Regions from separate parts of the Homo sapiens genome. Here region 2 is linked to region 1. A link is an interaction called in ENCODE POLR2A ChIA-PET data of the cell type or tissue named here. Cell type or tissue: endothelial cell of umbilical vein. All regions are shown on one strand. Each heading gives the region's core, and the rest is flanking DNA. Links, peaks and the distances in the headings are about the cores only. Region 1 holds the start of LOC107984346 (a long non-coding RNA gene). Region 2 overlaps PPFIA1 (PPFI scaffold protein A1).

Region 1 (10,517 bases), core at 2,998-7,997:
TGGTGATGCAGGATTCTGTTGCGTGGTTATGTCACCAACAGTGCAGACCCTGGTAGAGAACCATGGAATAGCATGGCTCATCCCAGGCCTTGCATTCTACCTCCCTAGGACCACAACTGCCAGTAGAGCCCCAATCTGTATAGCAGAGAATTGCCTTAGATGGGGAAACCTTATCTAACTCCAGCTCCAAAAACCATCTAAGGCCAGGCATGGTGGCTCTTGCCTGTAATCTCAGCACTTTGGGAGGCCAAGGTTGGAGGACTGCTTGAGCCCAGGAGTTCAAGACCAGCTTGGGCAACATAGTGAGACCCCATCTCTACAAAACATAAAAAATTAGCCGGGCATGGTGGCACACACCATGCGTAGACCCAGTAGCATAGACCCGGCTACTCAGGAAGCTGAGACAGGAGGACTGCTTGAGCCCAGCAGGTTGAGCCGTGATCACACCACTGCACTCCAGGCCGGGTGACGAGAGCGTCTCAAAAAAAAAAAAAAAAAAAAGTAGCTACATCTAGTTCTAACTCCACTGAACACTTTAGTCCCTGTTACCCTTACCCCTGTAAGAACCCACTTTCCTACTGACACTGCCTGCTTGGAGCCTGCGGCTCAGTGGCCAGTGAAATCCAGTCAATTCAGGCTTACCATGCTAGGTTTCTAGTCTGTTTGTGTACTGAAGGGTATTTCTCTTGCTTGGTGGGCTGGCTATGCTTTTTGGTTTGTTTCTCTACTTAAATTGTACCTTTTCACTGTTGTGTTTGGAGGGGAGATGCATCAAAGCACAAGTGAGTGCTTCCACCTCGATCGGACGTTACAGTTCTTTCAAGAAATAGTGCATATCTCGTCTATGCTGGCCGCTGCAGCAACACAGAAACAGGGCCTGTCCACTCCTCAGGATGCTTTAAAGAACAGACAGACGAGCTGGCAGGAACCTCAGAGCAGTACGTGCTCTGGGTGAGAGGTGACCAGGATACTGCGGGAGCTGAGTTGAAGCCATCCATGATGGGAAGTGGGAGTGCTTCTCGGAAGGTTTGCTGAAGGACACAGCACTTGAATTGAGCTGAATTCTGAACATGCTGTATAGCCAGTGAGAGCCTCTTTCACAAAAGCAGAAGGTATCTGATAAGCAAGGGCTTCAGCAGGGCTGGGGCATGGGCAGCGTGTATGGAGGAAGCCGGTGAGGTCATAAGTGGGCAGCCATTCAGAGAACAACAGCACACAGCATGAAACCTGGATTTAATGTTGAAGGCTATAGAAATCACCTTATCTACAGGCTTTGAGGACTCTGAACAGAAAATGGGGCAAAACTGGTAAAGTCTCAGTCAGTCATTAGCATAAGGGATGTGCTCAAAATGGGTGTGTTGGAGCAATGAAAGGTCGCTGGAAGCACTGCTACCCCCGGGCTGGAGGAGATTAAGACTGGGAAATCAGCAGTGAGTTCACTGCAATAATCCCAGGGATTAATGAGGATCTGAACTAAAATCAATATTAGAGAAAAGAAAGAGCCTAAGTAAGGATTCTCATGAGCCGTGCCCTTCACCCGTTTTCAAAGGATTCCCCTGGATGCTGTCTTCAGAACAGCCTGTGAGAAGGTGAGGCCAGAAGTGGGGAGATGGGTAAGAAATGACTGCAATTATGCAGCAGACCAGGGTGGGCTCACCGCAGGTGGTGAGAAGCAGGGACTCTGGACCTGTTCACCACAGAGCCAGCAGGAGCTCCTGACAGGTCAAAGATCGCAGAGAAAGAAAGGCACGAGGATGCCTCCAAGGATTCTGGCGGAAGCAAGTGAAGGATGGAGTCATTGGTTCCTGAGAAGGGAGTGACTACGGGAAGAGTATGTTTTGAAGGGAAGGTGTAAAAGTTTGGGTTTGGACGTGCTAAATTTGAAATGGTTATTAGACAGTTGAGCGCAATTCACAGTCTGGAGTTTTTGGGTGTGTTGTAGAGACTGCAAATGGGGATAATCATTTTGTTCCATGCAAGTCAGTGAGGCCCTGGGTGGAGGGTGAGAAGAGATGGGGATCAAGCCCCCAACAGTCTCATTGAGGGGCATCAGCAAAAGAGGCTAGGAGCAATCAGGGATGAGGAGGAAAACCAGGAAACCCTTCAAGATCTTTGAAGATCCTTATTTCCAGGAGGATGATCAACTGTATTCACTGATGCCAGTGGATCAAATGAGCTGACTGATGCTTGTTGGTCGGACTTGCTGGAATGGAGATCGATGGTGACTGTGACATCTGCAGCATGCTGCAGTGGCGGGTCAAAACCCTCACTGGACTGAGTTCAAAGAGAATGGGAAGAGTGGAAGTAAAGCAGGGAGTACAGAAAATTCTTCCAAGGAACTCTGCAGTAAAGGGGAAGAAAAACAGTGCAGTGGCTGGAGAAGATATGAGGTCAAGAAAGACCTTTGCAGGATGAGACAGACATTTGCATAGTGAGGGCAAGAATCCAGTGGGGAGGTGGGAACTGATGAGTCCAGCTGAAAGCAGGTAAGTCAAGTGACTAAGAGGAGAGGCTGACCTTTTCTGGGGCACACAGATCACCCGCAGTAAAGGGAAAGAGGGCAGACGACATGGGGTGCGGGGTGCAGATCCAGAGGTGTGGTGGGAGTTGGTGGAACTTCTTTTCTGATTTCTTCCAATTTCACACAGAAAAAAACAAACACAATGTCATCATTCTGCATTTACATTTGGGGAAGATAGGAGAGGAGAAGGTATGAAATGGCATCTAGAAGAGAGGACGGGTAGGCAGCATGCCGCGTAGAAGAAAGAGGGCGGGATGCACTAACAGAGATGCTGGCGGCACTTAGGGCCTCTGCGGGTCAGTGGAGGTGAATGGGCATGGAGAACGGACTGAATGGGGTGGTTTCTGCCAGGTAAGCGCAATGAAGTGGAAGAGGCAAGGGAGCTGAAAGGCTGGCAGGGCTGGGAGGGTAATAATGGACCAGTAGGGGAGATGAAGAATCCTGACAAGGTGGCAGGGTCCTAGGACTGTCGGTCCCAGGAAGGTGGAATATCGGTGTTTTATTTTTAAAAGTCTATTATGAACAAATTTCGTCACCTTTAAATGAAAGCCCTAGTCAAAGCCTAAGTCCTCATAACAAGGAGGACCTGGAAGTGGAGGAAGAGCACTTCACAACTCGGATGATGCAAGAACCATGCAGCCTGAGTTACTACTGCACAGACCATCCATCCAGAAACAGGAAGGCTCCCACCTGGCCCCACCTTCACTCATGCACAAACCCCCCAGCACGCTGTCACTCTTCCGGCACCAGCAGCAAGCCTTTTTCTGTTTCATACAGTTTCCCTAAGGTTTTCCTAAGAACCCCAAACTATCCTCATTTCAACTTCCAGATTTTAGATTTGCCTCTAAAACCAAAGAGAATACAGGGAATTTCTATTATTTTGGTTAAATGTAAGTATTCCCAATATATTCAACTACCAAAACTATTCTATGGTATACTGCTGTGGCTACAGTAGAAAACGAATTCATAGACGTTCATGATTACTCCACTTAAAGAAAAAAACCTTTCTCTCTGCTCAGAAGAATCCAACAACTGAAAATATATCAAAGCAAATTTAAACTTAGCAGTTTAGGTAAACATTAGACGGGACATTCCAAAGTTTAAGATCCCAAAAGCATGTTCCTGTATGTACTGCTTGCATTATTATTGCAGAAAAAAAAATAGTAGGAACCCCAAATATGTGCAATAAATGATCTACCTTATTACATCAGAGGAATCTAATTGTCAGTGTACATTTTTTCCTATTTAGGAAAAAAAAATGTTAAGTTTAAAAATACTGTAAGTCAAATATATCACTAGTTTAAAGTGACATTCTATTTAATAATTAAAGTGTCAAGTATTTTCTGAAATAGAATAGATGCAATAATTACCGGAATATTTTCATTTAAAATATAAATCTGAAGAATGCAAATATGTATTTCTATTTGACATTATCTAGGATTGAGACAACAGAAAGTAACACTAAAATCAGCTAAAGAACTTGGTTTCACATAATGCCTGATAATGCTGATGTTTATCACTTCTGAACGAAAGGTTTAGATCTGGCTAACAGGTTCATATTATATAGACCAGACATTATTACTCAAAAGCCACAATCAGGTCAATTTCAAGTTAAGATCAGATGTGACATTTATTGCCAAAAGTGATCCATCTTTTCCCGTCATTCCGATGGCTTGAAGTAGCCCTATCGCCAGTGGAAAAGGGGCAGCAGAGCCTCATGGTCCCCACCCTCACGTGGGTGCCTGGGCCCTCTTCCCATCATCCCAATGCCTCGAAGTAGCCCCATCGCCAGTGGGAAAGGGGCAACAGAGCCTCATGGTCCCCAACCTCACGTGGGTGCCTGGGCCCCACCCCTTACCCTTTCCTCTTCCCGTTTTCTTTACTTGGCCATGTTACAATTCCACATCTCTTACTCTCTATAATCTCCTTCAATAGCTCTGTTTTGCTTTTTAACTGCTTTTCAACATTTCACTAACCTTTTGCTGAAAATGAAATAAAACTTCACTCAGTGGAATATTATTCAGCCATAAAAAGGAAGGGAAATTGGCAGGGCATGGTGGCACATGCCTGTAATCCCAGCACATTGGGAGGCCAAGGTAGGCAGATTACTTGAGGCAAGGAGTTCAAGACCAGCCTGTCCAAAATGGCAAAACCTCGTCTCTACTAAAAATACAAAAATTAGCCAGGCGTGGTGGTGCATGCCTGTAATCCCAACTATTTGGGAGGCTGAGGCATGAGAATCACTTGAACCTGGGAGGCAGAGGCTGCAGTGAGCCGAGACTGCGCCACTGCACTCCAGCCTGGGCAATGAGAGCCAAACTCTGTCTCAAAGAAAAAAAAATTTAAAAAAAAAGGAAGGAAATTCTGACACATAATACAATATGGGTGAACCTTGAGGATGTTGGGCTGAGTGAAATAAGCCAGTCACGAAAAGACAAAACACTGTAGAATTCCACTTATATGAGGTCTCTAGAGCAGTCAAACTCATAGAGATAGAAAATAGAATGGTAGGTGTCTGGACAACGCTGGGTGGGGAGGGTGAGATAGGGAGTTGGTGTTTAATGGGGATGGAGTTTCGGTTTGGGAAGATGAGGAAGTTCTGGAAATGTGTGGCAGTAATGGTTGCACAACAATGTGAATATACTTAATGCCGTGAACTGGGTGCTTAAAAATGGTTATGATGGTATTTTTATCTTACATGTATTTTACCACCAAAAAAAAAAAAAAAAAAAAAAAAACAGAAAAAAAGAACTTCACAGAAGGCAAAGTCTTGTGTCTTCTCAGTCAAAAAGACGTCTAATAAATGGACACAAGGACATGAGAAACCGGCATGCAGAGCTCACACTGTGATCTTCAGGCAGTAGAAGCTACTCGCCTCAGTCTAGGTTTAAAAGCATGTCAAATTTGAAATAAAGAAAATTAGAAGTTTATATATTAAAATGAATGAGCAAATCATGTTTTGAAACCCTGGTGCCACGATTAAAAGTATGCTAATAAACATCTATATCTATCTGCCCGTCAGTCCATAGATAGATGGCAGGGTGCACCACTCCTAATGATAAAAGGGGGACAGGAGGACACTAGAAAAGAAGACCACAAACTTCACATTTTTATAAATTTTATAAAAATTTGGTCTCATCATCTCACTGAATTCTAAACATGTTCAAAGCCACTGTGACTGAAGTAGCACTGGCTTTTCAATCACTGGACAATATTTGCGTATAACAGATTACATAAACATTTTTAAAGTTCCAATATATCTGATACGGCTGTGAAGCCACCCAAAATCTCGAATTATAATCCCCTAATTCCCATGTGTTGAGGGCAGGACCAGGTGGAGGTAACTGGATCATGAGGGCGGTTACCCCATGCCGTTCTCGTGATAGTGAGTGAGTCTCACGAGATCTGATGATTTTATAAGTGTCTGGCATTTCCCCTGCTTGCATGCACTCCGTCCTGCCGCCCAGTGAAAAAGGTGCCTGCTTCTCCTTTGCCTTCCCCTGTGACTGTAACTTTCCTGAGGCCTCCCCAGCCATGCGGAACTGTGAGTCAATTAAACCTTTCCTTTATGAATTACCCAGTCTTGGTATTTTTTCATAGCGGTGTGAGAACGGACTAATACAATATCTTATTTATTTTCCCTGTCAGTTTCTCTTTAAGAAATACATGCTGAAAAAATGTATGCCCAAACCTAGTATTTAGGGACCACATAAATATTGAGTTAAAAAAACATAGTACAGAACCGCATTTCCATATGATCCTATTTGGTTAAAAGCAAACACACGCTTTTATGTATTTTTCAAGTATATATAAGATAAAATATAGAAAGATACACACCAAGCTGCTGATGCTGGTTACCCACTACAGTTGGGAATGAGAGTTGGAAGTAAGATAATTTTTTTTTGTTTTAATTTTTAAGTCTGTATTGCTTAGTATTAAAAACAAAAAAGATCAGTCCTCCTTTCTGTCTTTCTAAACAATGCTAAACCCAAGGACATGACCAGAATACACGGTGTCCACATGGACACGTAACTTGTTCAGAAACTTTTCCCCAGCCTGGGTTGTCTCGGTCTTCAGTTCTGTTTCCTGGCCCCTTACTCACCACTGCAATTGTCTCCAGCGCCTGCTGCTTTCATGGCACTCACCACCTCTCCTCTGCTAAACCCAAAGGCCAGCTCCAGTCCTCATCTACTGGGTAGCCTCTGACTGTTCACCCCCATCTCTTCACCTCACCCTGTTTCCTGTCTGTCTATTCACAGAATGCTGGTGCTCCTGGGGTTCCACATTTCCGGTCTGCTGCTCACCCTATGCAGTGTGCCTGCCTGATCCGGCCGGTGTCCGTGGCTTCAATCACCTACCCTAGGCAAATGCCCAACCGCACTTTTTAAAATTTCTATTTGAGACACGACCTCAATCTCTCATCCAGGCTGGAGTGCAGTGGGGCAATCACGGCTCACTGAAACCTTGACTTCCTAGGCTCAGGTGATTCTCCTGCCTCAGTCTCCCAAGTATCTGGGACCACAGGCATGCGCCACCATGCCCAGCTAATTTTCTGGAGAGATGGGGGTTTGTCATGTTGTCCAGGCTGGCCTCAAACTCCTGGGCTCAAGTGATCCTCCTGCCTCCACCTCCCAAAGTGCTGGGATTACAGGCAAGATATCTTGGAGGTTCAAAAACCTTTGTCCACACTGAGCTCATCATCATCTTCCTGCCCAAGCTCCCAACTCCTCATAAGCTCTCACGCAGTGGACATCAGCATCCAGTTGTCCAAGTCAGACACTGAGACATCACATCGCCTCCTCCTCCACAGTAACCACTGGCTGAGGACCCCTCATTCGCCCTCACACACATATCTTCTAGAACTGCCCACTCCTCTACCTCCTCGCCCCAGCTTCCTTTATCCAAGCCACTGTGTCTCCTTGGTCTACTAAAAAAGCTGCCTAACTCATCCCTGCCTTCAATCTTTCCCCGCTCGGATCCATTCTCTATGTTTTCCGAAACAAATCAGACTCTGACTTTCCTGCTTAAAATCCTTCAGTAACTTCCCATTGCCCTTAAGGTCAAGCCCAAAGCCCCCCTAATAACTTCTAACCCAAATGAGAAGTCATAACACACACTTCTGTTGCATTATCTGCCAGACATTGTTCTAAGCACTTAACATGGATTGTCTCATCCAGACCTTGATACTCTATCAGGTGACACCATGAGCACACAGAAGAGAGGTCAGAGTGGCCGCTCTAGAAGTCAGCTCCGCCCATTCTGACTCCAGCGTCTCCCTCCTCACCTCATGCCTCACAGCACATCGGTCACAGCAATCTACAGCTCGCTCAACATGCCGTCTGTTCCTCTGCTGGCCCTCCACACCACGGTTGTTCCCTCTGACCTCTGAAGCTGCCACTTTTCCCTGACCAGCTCCCACTTACCTGATGTTCACAGCTTGAGGCCATTTCCTGCAGAGGCCTCCTCTACTTCCCACGTGGGCATGGACAGGTCCCCTTGCTAGGTGGTCACACCCGCCCCCAGCCCCGGCATTCCTCACTTCCCGGCTGCATGTCCAGCTGTCTTCCCCACTCTACTCTGAAAAGCAGAAGCCCAGACCTGTGACAAAGTGCTGGGCACCCAGGGGGAACCCAGTCAATGTCCGCAGCCCAGATGATGGCAATGGAACCAAAGGCACACCCATTCACAAAACCAGAATGCTGCCTATCAGGAAAAATAATGCACTGCACACCTGGGCTCTCGAGTTAGCAAAACACGCAGGCTCCACGATGTTGAGGCGGCACAGGCAAGACGGGAAGTACAGACTGGCTGCACAGTAACCACCTGTGGAGCTGATTCAAATGCAGACTCCTGGGCCTCACCTTGCTGAATCAACACTCCTGTAGGGGGAACCAGGAAGTATATATTTTTTAAATGCTAATTCGCTAGCTAGGCATAGCGGCTCCTGCCTGTAATCCCAGCACTTTGGGGGGCTCGGGTGGGAGGATCATTTGAGGCCAGGAGTTTGAGACCAACCCAAGCAACATGGTGAAACCTGGTCCCTCCCAAAAATACAAAAATGATCCAGGTGTGGTGGTGCGCACCTGTATTCCCAGCTACTTTGCGGGCTGACGTGGGAGCCTCACTTGAGCCCAGGAAGTCAAGGCTGCAGTGAGCTATGATCACACTACTGCACTCCAGCCTGGGCAACAGTGCCCAGGGCAACAGTGCTCAAGGCTGTTTTGAGACCCTGTCTCAAAACAAATAAAAAAAGACAACAAAATGCTAATTCACGGCCAGGAGTGGTGGCTCACGCTTGTAATCCCTGCACTTTGAGAAGCTGAGGCAGGCAGGATCACTTGAGCCCAGGAGTTCGAGCAGCCTGGGCAACATGGTGAAACCCCATCTCTAAAATAGAAATATAGAAAATAGCCAGGCGTGGTGGTGCATGCCTGTAGTCCCTGCTGCTCGGGAGGTTAGGTGTGAGGACTGCTTGAGTCCAGGAGGTTGAAGCTGCAGTGAGCTGTGTCTACACCACTCTATTCCAGCCTGGGTGACAAGGTGAACCCTGCCTCAAAAAAAAAAAAAAAAAAAAAAAAAAGCTGACTCACTGTCCTTCCATGTTTGAAACAAACTGACCCTTCCAACCTCAAACATGTCACTTAAGTTATTATTCCTCTTGGTTTATGTATCCACAAAATGTGTGCAAAGACAGCTACACTCTACCCATGGTCCACAACCGTAACAATCAAATGGGAAAACCATCAAAAGTGCCATTCAACTGAAAGGCAGTATCGCCACCAGCCCTCTAACCCAGGAGAGCAGCTCGACAGGTGTCCCGCAGCCCCTTCCACATTAACACCTCCTCTCTGTCTGCTCCTCAAATGCAAATCCTTGGCCTGTGATGGACTGGTTGATTTTTGCCACATGGCTAAAATAAAGTTACTTAATATCTCAACTGTTAATTCAGTTCTTAGCAGTACTGTTAACAGTTTGAAGAAAGCAGTTGTGTGCATTCCGACGCATGAAGTGGAAAATGATCACACACGCCCTCATCACTGTCAGTCTATGGACAACTTTCTGGATTTCTAGCCTACCCTGCACCTGCCTTTATCTTTTTTTTTTTTTTGAGATGGAGTTTCACTCTTGCTGTCCAGGCTGGGGTGCAATGGCCCAATCTCGGCTCACCACAACCTCCACCTTCCAGGTTCAGCGATTCTCCTGCCTCAGCCTCCGGAGTACCTGGGATTACAGGCATGCACCACCACGCCTGGCTAATTTTGTATTTTTAGTAGAGACGGGGTTTTTCCATGTTGGTCAGGCTGGTCTCGAACTCCCGACCTCAGGTGATCCGCCCACCTCGGCCTCCCGAAGCCTTTATCTTTGCTAACAAAAATCCTCCAAGAATGTCTGCATTCTCTGCCTTTGCTTCCTGGGTGCTCACGGCCTGCCTTCCTGCCTTCACTGCTCACAAACTGCTCCCAAGGGTGAACAACCTTGAGCGCTCCTAAGAACCAGTGTGTCCTCGGCCTCTCTGCTCTCCCGATACTGGGTCCTTGGCCTGTGGATGGACGGCAAACAGCACTTAGCCCTCAAACCTGGTCCTGTCTTCCAGAACTCGTTCAGTCTCCGTTAAATGACAAGGAGCTCACCACTACCAACCGCAGCTTGAACTTAACAAAAACAGAGTGGGGTTTTCATTTGGAAGAGAAAAAGAGGAAAAAAGCCCTTAGTGCTTTTAGAAAAGTACATGGGGCCGGGTGTGGTGGCTCACGCCTGTAATCCCAGAACCTTGGGAAGCTGAGGCAGGCGGATCACGGGGTCAAGAGATGGACATCATTCTGGCCAACATGGTGAAACCCCATCTCTACTAAAAATACCAAAATTAACTGGGCGTGGTGGCGCGCACCTGTAGTCCCAGCTACTCGGGAGGCTGAGGCAAGAGAATCGCTTGAACCCAGGAGGCAGAGGTTGCAGTGAGCCAAGATTGCCCCACTGCCCTCCAGCCTGTCGACAG
Region 2 (10,517 bases), core at 3,256-8,255, 69 kb before region 1:
CTCCTGACCTTGTGATCGGCCCGGCTCGGCCTCCCAAAGTGCTGGGATTACAGGCGTGAGCCAGCTCACCCGGCCACTTGGTGGCTTGTTTCTTTCAGAACGAGAATTCCACAAAACCCAGGAAATCGTCTTGTGACCTAGCTCCAGGTCTCAAAGTTATGTCTGCTGCATTCTTTTGGTCAAGCAAGTCACTAAGGCCAGCCCAGGTTTAAGGGAGGGGAGTTAGACTCTTACCTTTCACTGTGAGGAGTAGCAGAGAATTTGCAGCCTGTCTTAAATGTTTTGTCACATACTGTATGTGTTTCATCAAGTCTAACATGTTGTGGGAGCCAAGGCCCTTGGCCCCCTAAAGGTTTGCTGAAAAATCACTGGCATGAGGCAGATTGGCTAATCGGAGAAAAGGCACACACATGTATTTACCATGTATACACAGGAGCCTTCAGAATAGAGACCCAGCCCCCCAGGAGGTACAGGAGCTTATCCAGGCTTGTCCAACCTGCCTTATTTTGTTGTTCTGTTCTAGGCTTTTGGCAGCCCAACGCCATGGTTTTGAGTTTCTGTCTCTAGTGATAAGTAGAAAAGAGGGATAAGGAAGGGGCTTTACTGGGCCAACCAGAAAGAGACTAGGAACCCATGACTGTATTCTCTCCTTGGGCACCACTGTCAGGTCTTGAGGCCACAGAATGAATGAGGGCTTGGATCCTGGCAAATGAGGTTCTGGGAAGACGGGAGGAAGAGGTCTGGCTAGCAAACGGGGTCTTGTTACATAGATGAAACCTCACAAGTAGAAGTCGTCAGGGATGATAAACGGCTCTTTTCAGACTTTTCAAGGTGTTATATAAGGCCTGGGTGCAGTAATGGAGATTCTCTACAGATGCAAATTGCCCTGACAATAGACAGCTTTGCAGGGCCACTTCATCTGTTGGCCCTATAACAGCCATTACAAATAATGTCAAAAATACAATTTGGAGTAAATGTTTCTGTTGTTGTCGAGACACAGTCCGGCTCTGTTGCCCAGGCTGGAGTGCAGCAGCCTGATCACAGCTCACTGCAACCTCCACCTCCTGGGCTCAAGCGATCTTTCCACCTCAGCCTCCTGAGTAGCTGGGGCTACAGGCACACACCACCACACCCAGCTAATTTTTGTGTTGTTTGTAGAGACGGGGTTTTGCCATGTTGCCCAGGCTGGTCTCGAACTGATGAGCTCAAGCAATCCACCCACCTCAGCCTCCCAGAGTGCTTCAGTATCATTGCTTATAAGACACATCCTAATTTAAGATACCAAAACATGAAAAAATGTTCACAGCAGAATTGATGAAATGTAGTGTGTGCATGCTGGGTTGTGATATAAAATATTTCAGCTGTGGGCTGCAGTTAGAGTTTGAAACTGGGCAAAATTACCGTAATGAAGTGAAGGGGTAAGCAGCAGTATTCTCAGACATCCAAAGACGAAGACAGTTTATCACATAGAGGGTCTGCCTGAGACAACTATTAAAAATTGTTTTTTGGACTATTTTTTTGAGACAGGGTCTTGCTGTGTTGCCCAGGCTGGAGTCCAGTGGCATAATCGTAACTCACTACAGCCTCGACCTCCCAAGCTCAAGTGGTCCCCCACCTCACCCTCCAGAATAGCTGGAACTACAGGCGTGTGCCACCACACCCCGCTAATCTTTAAATTTACTGCAGAGGCAGAGCCTGTTGCCCAGGCTGGTCTTGAGCTCCTGGCCTCAAGAAATCCTACAGCCTTGGCCTCAAAGTGTTGGGATTACAGGTGTGAGCCACTGCACCCAGCAAACATTTTATTATGGAAAATCTCACACAAATGTGAAGGTGGATTAATGTAACCATCATGAATGCACCATCCACCTTCAACAGTCACCAATCCACATGGTCAGTGTTGTTCAATCCATAAGCCCTCCCTCCCCTAAGATGATGATGATGATGATGATATTTTTTTTTTGAGACCGAGTCTTGCTCTGTCACCCAGGCTAGAGTGCAGTGGTGCAATCTCGACTCACTGCAACCTCCATCTCCCGGGTTCAAGCAATTCTGCCTCAGCCTCCTGAGTAGCTGCGATTGCAAGCGCCCGCCATCACGCCCAGCTAATTTTTGTATTTTTAGTAGAGACGGGGTTTCACCATGTTGGTCAGGCTGGTCTCGAACCCCTGACCCGGTGATCCACCCGCCTCGGCCTCCCAAAGTGCTGGGATTACAGGCGTGAGCCACCGCGCCCGGCCCCCTAAGATTATTTTAAAGCAAACCCCAGACATCGTGTTATTTCATCTGTGAATACTGGGGAATATAGTCTTACCATGTGCCCCCCTGTGTTATAATCAAAGTATCCCACTTGCCTCACCAATAAATAATATAGTCATAATAATGAAAACAGAGAACATGGATTTGATCCCAACAACTTGACTTAACCTCAGCTGGGAGACTGGGAGAGGGGAAGGGAGGTGCCAGGTGCTCAAATTCTCATCAGCCACAAGACATGGCCCAAAATGGAGGAAGCAGGACGCCACGCTGAGCGCATATCATTTGGGAGTAAGAAAGCAAATAGAAGGAATAGCCAAATCCATTCCCCATGGTCTAGGGAGCAGGGAGAAAGAGAGGAAGGGCAAGGGCAAGGGCTGCTGGTTTTATTCTTTTTTTATTTTTATTTATTTTTGAGACGGAGTTTCGCTCTTGTTGCCCAGACTGGAGTGCAATGGTGTGATTTCAGCTCACTGCAACCTCTGCGTCTTGGGTTCAAGCGATTCTCCTGCCTCAGCCTCCCTAGTCGCTGGGATTACAGGTGCCCACCACCACGCCCAGCTAATTTTTTTTGTATTTTTCGTAGAGATGAGGTTTCACTACATTGGCCAGGCTGGTCTTGACCTCCTGACCTCAGGCAGTCCACTCGCCTCACCCTCCCAAAGTGCTGGGATTATAGGCGTAAGCCACTGCACCCGGCTTGTTTTTACTTTAAATGATGTGCATGTATGACTTTGATTATAACAAAAAACTTAAAAATGAAAATAGGGTGTTGGAGAATTGGTGATTCAACTCCCTCAAGACTTACAGTTTCTGTAATACCCCCATTCCTAAATTATATTGCTTTTGTTTAATGAGCACATTTTGGTCTATTTGAAGATGAGAACCGTGTAGTGTTAAGGCAGAGTCGTGCTTTGTCGACCGCCCTTCATCAGGAGTGAAAAATTGTGCTCTGTTGGCTTCTTTTGAGGTCGATTGGCAAGACCTATTTAAAGTATTCACGACCAGTGGCTGGGCGTGGTGGCTCATGCTTGTAATCCCAGCATTCTGGGAGGCCGAGGCGGGCGGATCACGAGGTCGGGAGATCGAGACCGTCCTGGCTAACATGGTGAAACCCCGTCTCTACTAAAAAATACAAAAAATTAGCTGGGCATGGTGGCGGGCGTCTGTAGTCCCAGCTACTCAGGAGGCTGAGGCAGGAGAATGGCGTGAACCCGGGAGGCGAGCTTGCAGTGAGCCGAAATCGCGCCGCTGCACTCCAGCCTTGGTGACAGAGTGAGACGTCTCAAAAAAAAAAAAAAAAAAAAATTCACAACCGGGCGCCGTGGCTCACGCCTGTAATCCCAGCACTTTGGGAGGCAGAGGTGGGTGGATCACCTGAGGTCAGGAGTTCGAGACCAGCCTGGCCAAAATGGCGAAACGCCGTCTCCACTAAAAATAACAAAAAATTAACCAGGTGTGGTGGCGTGCACCTGTAATCCTAGTGACTTGGGAGGCTGAGGCAGAAGAATCACTTGAACCCAAGAGGCAGAGGTTGCAGTGAGCCAAGATTGTGTCATTGCACTCCAGTCTGGGCAACAAGAGTGAAACTCCATCTCAAAAAAAAAAACCACCTCACAAGAGCTGGTGCATGACAGGTCACATGAAGAAAGGTGGCATATTACCTAATACAGGTCCATTTGCATTGGTGTTCTCTGAAACCCTGTCTGGAGTTTTATTCATAGGAGACAGTAAATATGTAGCGTGAACATGAAATGGTTCTCAGCATTTGATGTTGTGTGATGCAGGCCTCCCCAGAGGACTTCTCCCTCCCTCCATGCCAATGTCATGGCGCAACTTGTACTCCTGGGCTGTCTCTTGGATGTACAGGCTTAGAAACGTTTCTTTTTCCTGGAAGGGTGAAATAATGTTCTTACCACGGTCTCTCCAGCACCAAAAAGAGCCTGGTACAGAGTAGATAGATACTCAATGAATGAGTGCTGAATCGCTCTGAATGGAGAGGGGATGCCCACAACTGCATCTTTTGCCAGGTGATGCTTCGCACACTCAAGTTTGAAGATTAACGGTCCTAGACGTCAAACCTATTTGCATGCCAAGTGTCGTTTTATTTTAAAATGTCTTCACTTTTTTTTTTTTTGGTAGAGAAGGGGGTCTTACTACGTTGCCCAGGCTGGTCTTGAACTCCTGGCCTCAAGTGATCTTCCCAGCTTGGCCTCCCAAAGTGCTGGGATTACAGGCATGAGCCACTGCCCCCAGTCCCTTTTTTTTTTTTTTTTTTTTTTTTTTTGAGATGGAGTCTTGCTCTGTTGCCAGGCTGGAGTGCAGTGGTGCGATCTTGGCTCACTGCAACCTCTACCTCCTGGGTCCAAGCGTTTCTCCTGCCTTAGCCTCCCGAGTAGCTGGGACTACAGGCCAGCTAATTTTTGTATTTTTAGTAGCGACTGGGTTTCACCATGTTGGGAAGGATGGTCTCGATCTCTTGACCTCGTGATCCGCCCACCTCGGCCCCCCAAAGTGCTGGATTACAGACGTGAGCCACCACACCCTGCCCAGTCTCTTTTTTTCTGGAAGTTTTAAGATACTCGACGCATGCCTTTGGCTTTGTTCAGCCAAAAGGGACTATTAAATGGAAAAAAGCAGGGAGGCACTACATTATGTTTTAAAGCTCACACTGAAGTTAACCTCAAGAACTAGAAAGTACAGAAAACAAGGCTTTCCCTACATTAAGCAGGAAGATCAGCAAACACAGGTTCGAAACAGGAAAGCACTGAACACCCGATGGCTGCCTGAGAGAAACGTCCCAGGACACACTGACCCACGTGACAGCACGTGCCACTCAGACGAGGTGTCAGCAACGGAGACAGAATGAGGAAACGGAGACCAAGGTGACGTCGGCAGTGGCCGCTGATGCCTGCTCCAGGTGGGGTGGTGGTGGCCATGGGCTCTGCGAATCCCAGGCTCAATGGCAACACTGAGGTGGGAGGAGGGGAAGGGACACTTGCTGGTGTCTGGCTTTCCTCTTGGGCATCAGCTTCCAGCCCTTCAGCCTCAGCTCACCAACTTCCATGGGTGGGCCCTGCTTGACTCCCCCAGCCTGTCAGCGTGTCGCCTCCCCTCTGCCACCCTGGGCTGCTTCACAACTCAGGACCGGATGTGAGCTATTAGGGAACCAGGCTTCCTGATTTCCAGAGGCCATCAGTGTGGAAGGGTGCAGGCCTGGGAGCCACCTTTGTGAGCAGGCAGGGAGAGCAGGTGGGAGTGTGAAGCCAGCACCGAGGAAGGAAGCAGAGCTGGGAAACGGTGTTAAGGGACATGCGTGCATGCGCGCGGTCCACGGCCTAGGCTCTGCCTTTGGGCCCTACCCACCGACTGTGTATGTGAGCCCCCACATTTGCATTTAACAATTTAACACCAGGCACCTGTCTCCTGCAGTGATGCAGGCTCGGGACCTCCAGAGCAGCGGGCAGGATGACGCCCTGAACCTGCACTTCATCTCCTGGCTGCTTTATTCTGTCAATTGACTTCTGTAATACAATTTCCATATGGTGACACTGCCTTCCAAAACAGTTAGAGCTTATTCTCAGTATTCTTCATTGGCAGTGGAAAATGCTTCAGTACTTTATTGAAAGAAAGCAATAAATAATACTGTGATAAAAATAGTTCAAAAGTAGACTGTACATACTTTGTTACATAATCAGGAAGTTGACAAAAGATTAATAGAAAAACAGAACAGTAACAATGAATTGTACAAGTAAATTAAAAGCAGAAACCAACTGAAAAGACAGGCTGCCTCTGTCTCTGGATCTGCTGCACAATAAATACCACGCCATGGTCTGACACACTTTGCTGGCTTGTTAATATGCCATTTAAAAAGTAAAAGCCACATCTGCAACTTACACAATCCAAAATGGCTAGAGCATCAAAGTCTAAAAATGTCCCACTAGGTTCGTTCTTTAAACATGTTTACAAACAAATGTAAAAAGATGATTTACATAAGAAAAATAAGGCCTTTATTAGAGCTGCACTGCACTGCTTTCTGGGTCTCCTGCCTTCATCCACTGTGTGCGCCGACTTGCAGGATGAGAGCGTGGTGCTTGGTGCTGGCCCTAAGGGGAGCCACATGGGTGTCTCTCCACCCGCTCCCAAGGAGCAGAGGCAGGGAAGAGGGTGCAGGGGCTAGACTGGTCCCCAGGTTACCCCATCCCGAGTCTCTCCAGCTGAGAGAACTGCTCCCAGCTCACAGTCTCAGCCACTGAAGACAAGCTCCCCAAATCCAGAGACTAGGCTAGGAAAGCGTTAACCAGTGCTAGGGGCTTCTCATAGTGTTGTGATAGTGTTTTCAGTCCACATCTTATTAGGAGCTGATATTTAACACCAGCCATTTTAAATCTGTTCATGCTGCAGAATAAAGCATCTCTTGCTAGAAAAAGTACAGTTAAGGTCAGTCATGAAAATACAACAATTGCTTGAAATTAGGTATGCTTATTTCAGGATGATTGCTGTAGAGCTAGGCTGCGTCCGTAAAGGATAATGCACATGGCTTCTGTCATAATTTTATAAACGTAAAATCCTTTGTCATGGTTTATCATTAAAAAATTAATGATAATTACAATAAATGCATAATTTACAAAAGCCCTCTATTCATAGGATTTATACATACAAGCATTACAGTACATTCATTTGAAAGACTAAAATTAGGTATAAGAACATGATTTGAAAGGATATTTATAGCCTGGATATACATGAAAAAGTAAGTAACTATATAAATGAAGAGTCATAAGTTTACATAAATATAAGAAACATTAAATTCTAAAATATTTTCTCTATGGTATTCATGAATTTTTCACTAATTAAAAACTCTGTAATAAAATATCTTAGGGTCCATATAACAAGTATTAACAAGATTAAAGATTCCACTGGATTCCAAAATGTAGTCTTTGTTGGATTCAAATGCTGCATAATCATCTGTAGAAGTAGTGTGGGTAAACTGGAAAATAAACACAAACAAAAAACCACTCAGTACAGGCCGGGCCATACTGACGAACGGGAACTTCTGATGCTGGGGCCCAAACGTCCCCCCGACACTGACCCCTCCCCTCCAGGACCCCTCACTTTCTGTGCCGTAGCTGCTCTGAGAATCACTGGCTAGAACATCAAGGGCTATGCACATCAATGAGACAGCTCCTTGGCTGACTTCATTTTGGCTTACGTCTCCATGTTACCAATTACAAATAAAAGATGAACAAACCAGTCAAATATTCCAACGGAGACCTTAAAATTGCTTAGAACAGCAAGGAGAGGGCGGGCCACTCACCAGCCAGAGTCCGCAGTTTTAAGAACCAGTCTCTCCAAACTGAAAGGCTATTAGTGTCACACTTAGTATAATATATAATTAACCACAAAACTTTGGGCTTGTTTCATTCAAGAATGTGTATTTAAAACAAAGCAAGCTTAGGAATCACAGCAATGTGCATAACGACGTCAGGAGGAGAGACTCTCCCCTGACGCTCTCTGCCATGCTCTGCTCTCCTCCCCACTCCACCCCCATGACATCCACAGACAATTAAAATGAGTCAGCATTTTCAGGTTTAAGGAAAAGGTGAAAATACATTTTTTTCCTTAAAAAAAGAGGACACACTAACCTCTTTATGATCAATTGTAACAACAAAATGATCTTAATGGGTACGGAGAGCTTGTGTCTATATATATTTTAAATTCCCCAAAAACTGCACTGGCTTTCATGGTCCACACCCCTAGTCTGGCACTGCAGCTCCGATGACTCCTGCTGTGCCTCTGAGCCATCTCTAGGGGTTGTGGTGCTCTCTACTCACCAACAGGAGACTTTAGCAGGAGTAAGTCCTGACTGTAGCAGAATCCAACCTCTGTGTTCCTGATACATTGCCTGTTTCAACAGCCACGAGAGGAAGCGTGCAAACACAGCGTGCAGTTAGTCTTAGAACATCACATGAGGGCACAAGTAGACACACATCTTCACACCTACAGCAGTGCCTACGGAGGGACCTGAGGGGAGCTGCCTGAGTGGGCGGGATGGAGCCAGAGAGATCCAAGTGTCACCCAGTGGTGGCTCTCCCCAGCTCCCAAAGAGCCCCGGGAGACTCTGGAACACTACTCCGAAATACCAAGCACCAAATGGTACAGTAACAATTTCAAAATGTACATCTGCATAAATGACCCCTACTTAGAGTGATCCCTTTATCTCTTACTAAACTCTGCATTCATAGACCAATGGGGCTTTCTCCCTGCCCTAAGTGCTCCATCTCTAACACTGGTATGAAGGAAACACCAAGCGGCACTGCTGATGCTGCCCAGCCCCACTGAGCGCAGAGGCCAACGACGTCGGGTACAAGACCAGTCTAAGAGGAGGGAGAGAACCTTGCTACCCAGCACTAGCTGGGTGTCTGGGAAGCCGGTGCCCTTTTCTCCTGGGGAGGAGCAGAGCAGGTGCAGAGATCTGGCTGCAGGGGTGGGGCGTTGGCCAGGGAGTGGGGTGAAAGCTGATCTAAAAACTGAAGCCCAGTCTCAGTTCCTACCAGAAATATTAATCATAGAGACCACAGATTTTGGTTCTTGTTCAAGAAACACAGTGTGGCCATAAGTAAGCCCGATTTCCATTAACAACTGGGATTTTAAGTTTTTGCAAATCGGAAGCAGGTACTGGCTGCTCCCGGTTATGTTTTTTGTTTTCCCACAGGTATACCAGGAACACTTAATCAACATCCTGCATGGTTCCAGCAAAGACATTAAGACAGTTGGGACTGTTGGTGAGGACAGATGATCTTCACAAACCCTCTGACTCTTAAGAACCTGGGAGACCTGCTGGAGTTTACCCCACATTCCCTTAATTAAAAAGCCATTAAAATAGTCAACTTTGCTGGGCACGGTGGCTCGCGTCTGTAATTCCAGCAATTTGGGAGGTCAAGGCAGGAGGATTGCTTGAGCCCAAGAGTTAAGACCAGCCTGGGCAACATGGTGAGAGCCCATCTCTACAAAAAATTCAAAAAATTAGCAAGGCATGGGACCACACCTGTGGTCCCAGCTACTTGGGAGGCTGAGGTTGCAGTAAGCCGAGACTGAGCCACTGCACTCCAACCTGGGCAACAGAGTGAGACCCTGTCTCAATAATAATAATAATCCCTTTAGCAGGCTTGTGCCTGAGTTATTTAATGTAAGGGTAAAAAGTCTTCTTTATAATAAATTCCCTATACCTTTTAGGTTTACTTTTTTTTTTTTTTTGAGACAGAGTTTTGCTCTTGTCGCCCAGGCTGGAGTACAGTGGCATGATTTCGGCTCACTGCAACCTCTGCCTCCCAGGTTCAAGCCATTCTCCTGCCTCAGCCTCCTAAGTAGCTGGGATTATTGGCATGTGTCACCATGCCTGGCAAATTTTTTCTTTTGAGACAGTCCTGCTCTGTCGCCCAGGCTGGAGTGCAGTGGTGTGATCTTGGCTCACCACAAGCTCCGCCTCCTGGGTTCATGCCATTCTCCTGCCCCAGCCTCCCGAGTAGCTGGTACTACAGGCGCCTGCCACCGTGCCCAGCTAATTTTTTTTTTTTTTTTGTATTTTTAGTAGAGATGGAGTTTCACCGTGTTAGCCAGGATGGTCTTGATCTCCTGACCTCGTGATCCTCCCGCCTTGGCCTCCCAAAGTGCTGGGATTACAGGCGTGAGCCACCGAGCCCGGCCGATTTTTTTGTATTTTTACTAGAGACAGGGTTTCACCACGTTGGCCAGGCTGGTCTCACCACGTTGGCCAGGCTGGTCTCGAACTCCTGACCTCAGCTGATCCACCCACCTCAGCCTCCCAAAGTGCTGGGATTACAGGCGTGAGCCACCGCGCCCGGCCTAGGTTTACTTTTCATCCATCCAAACTCTCATTCTTAATATTCCTGTTAACATTTAACAAGGGAGATGTGATTTATCAGAAGGAAAACTGAAATTGAAGCCACAAGTAAAACAAGAAAGCACTCGTGGACTCCAGGTGACAGAGCTTGAGCTGAAGGCCAAGTCACAGTTCTGCTTTCTAAGAATTATATGCATGACTCTTGGAAGAAAAATGCTAATTTGTAAAAAGTTCCTAGTTAAAAGATATACTGGGTTTTCCCCCTTGAGTATATTATCAAATTCTGGCAAACAATAAATAAATAATACAGCTTTTTACTAAAAATGCCACAAAGTAAGCTATTCTCACCCAAAGCGTCCAGCTTAACTAAGGTTTTATTTAAATGTACTTTTCTTTTTATTTT

Evidence for each region. Peaks named below come from ENCODE experiments on the same cell type or tissue, not always from the same donor. Only the 100,000 strongest peaks of a DNase experiment are listed, where the experiment ranks them.
Region 2: POLR2A ChIA-PET joins it to region 1 with 8 read pairs; 3 of 35 experiments call an interaction of 5 or more read pairs at or near these places.

What each region holds. Positions count from the first base shown.
Region 1 is chr11:70,310,421-70,320,937 of GRCh38, reverse strand. The region is part of intron 2 of PPFIA1 (PPFI scaffold protein A1); the gene reads right to left. It overlaps LOC107984346 (a long non-coding RNA gene), which reads left to right and starts at 5,966. Exons shown (of 3, transcript XR_001748288.2): 1 at 5,966-6,065. RefSeq lists a silencer at 325-506 and enhancers at 6,887-7,403, 7,470-8,363, 8,364-9,259, 9,868-10,369. In endothelial cell of umbilical vein, for the core only: no CTCF peak of the experiment used is centred there; DNase peaks (open chromatin) are centred at 4,957 and 6,037; H3K27ac peaks cover 923 bases.
Region 2 is chr11:70,379,726-70,390,242 of GRCh38, reverse strand. PPFIA1 (PPFI scaffold protein A1) reads right to left here. Exons shown (of 28, transcript NM_003626.5): 27 at 8,085-8,155; 28 at 5,847-7,240. The coding sequence ends at 8,097. All of the region lies in intron 1 of CTTN-DT (CTTN divergent transcript), which reads left to right. Among named protein-coding and RNA genes, the nearest start is that of CTTN-DT, 13 kb to the left of the region's middle. RefSeq lists enhancers at 1-510, 511-1,282, 5,377-5,883. In endothelial cell of umbilical vein, for the core only: no CTCF peak of the experiment used is centred there; no DNase peak of the experiment used is centred there.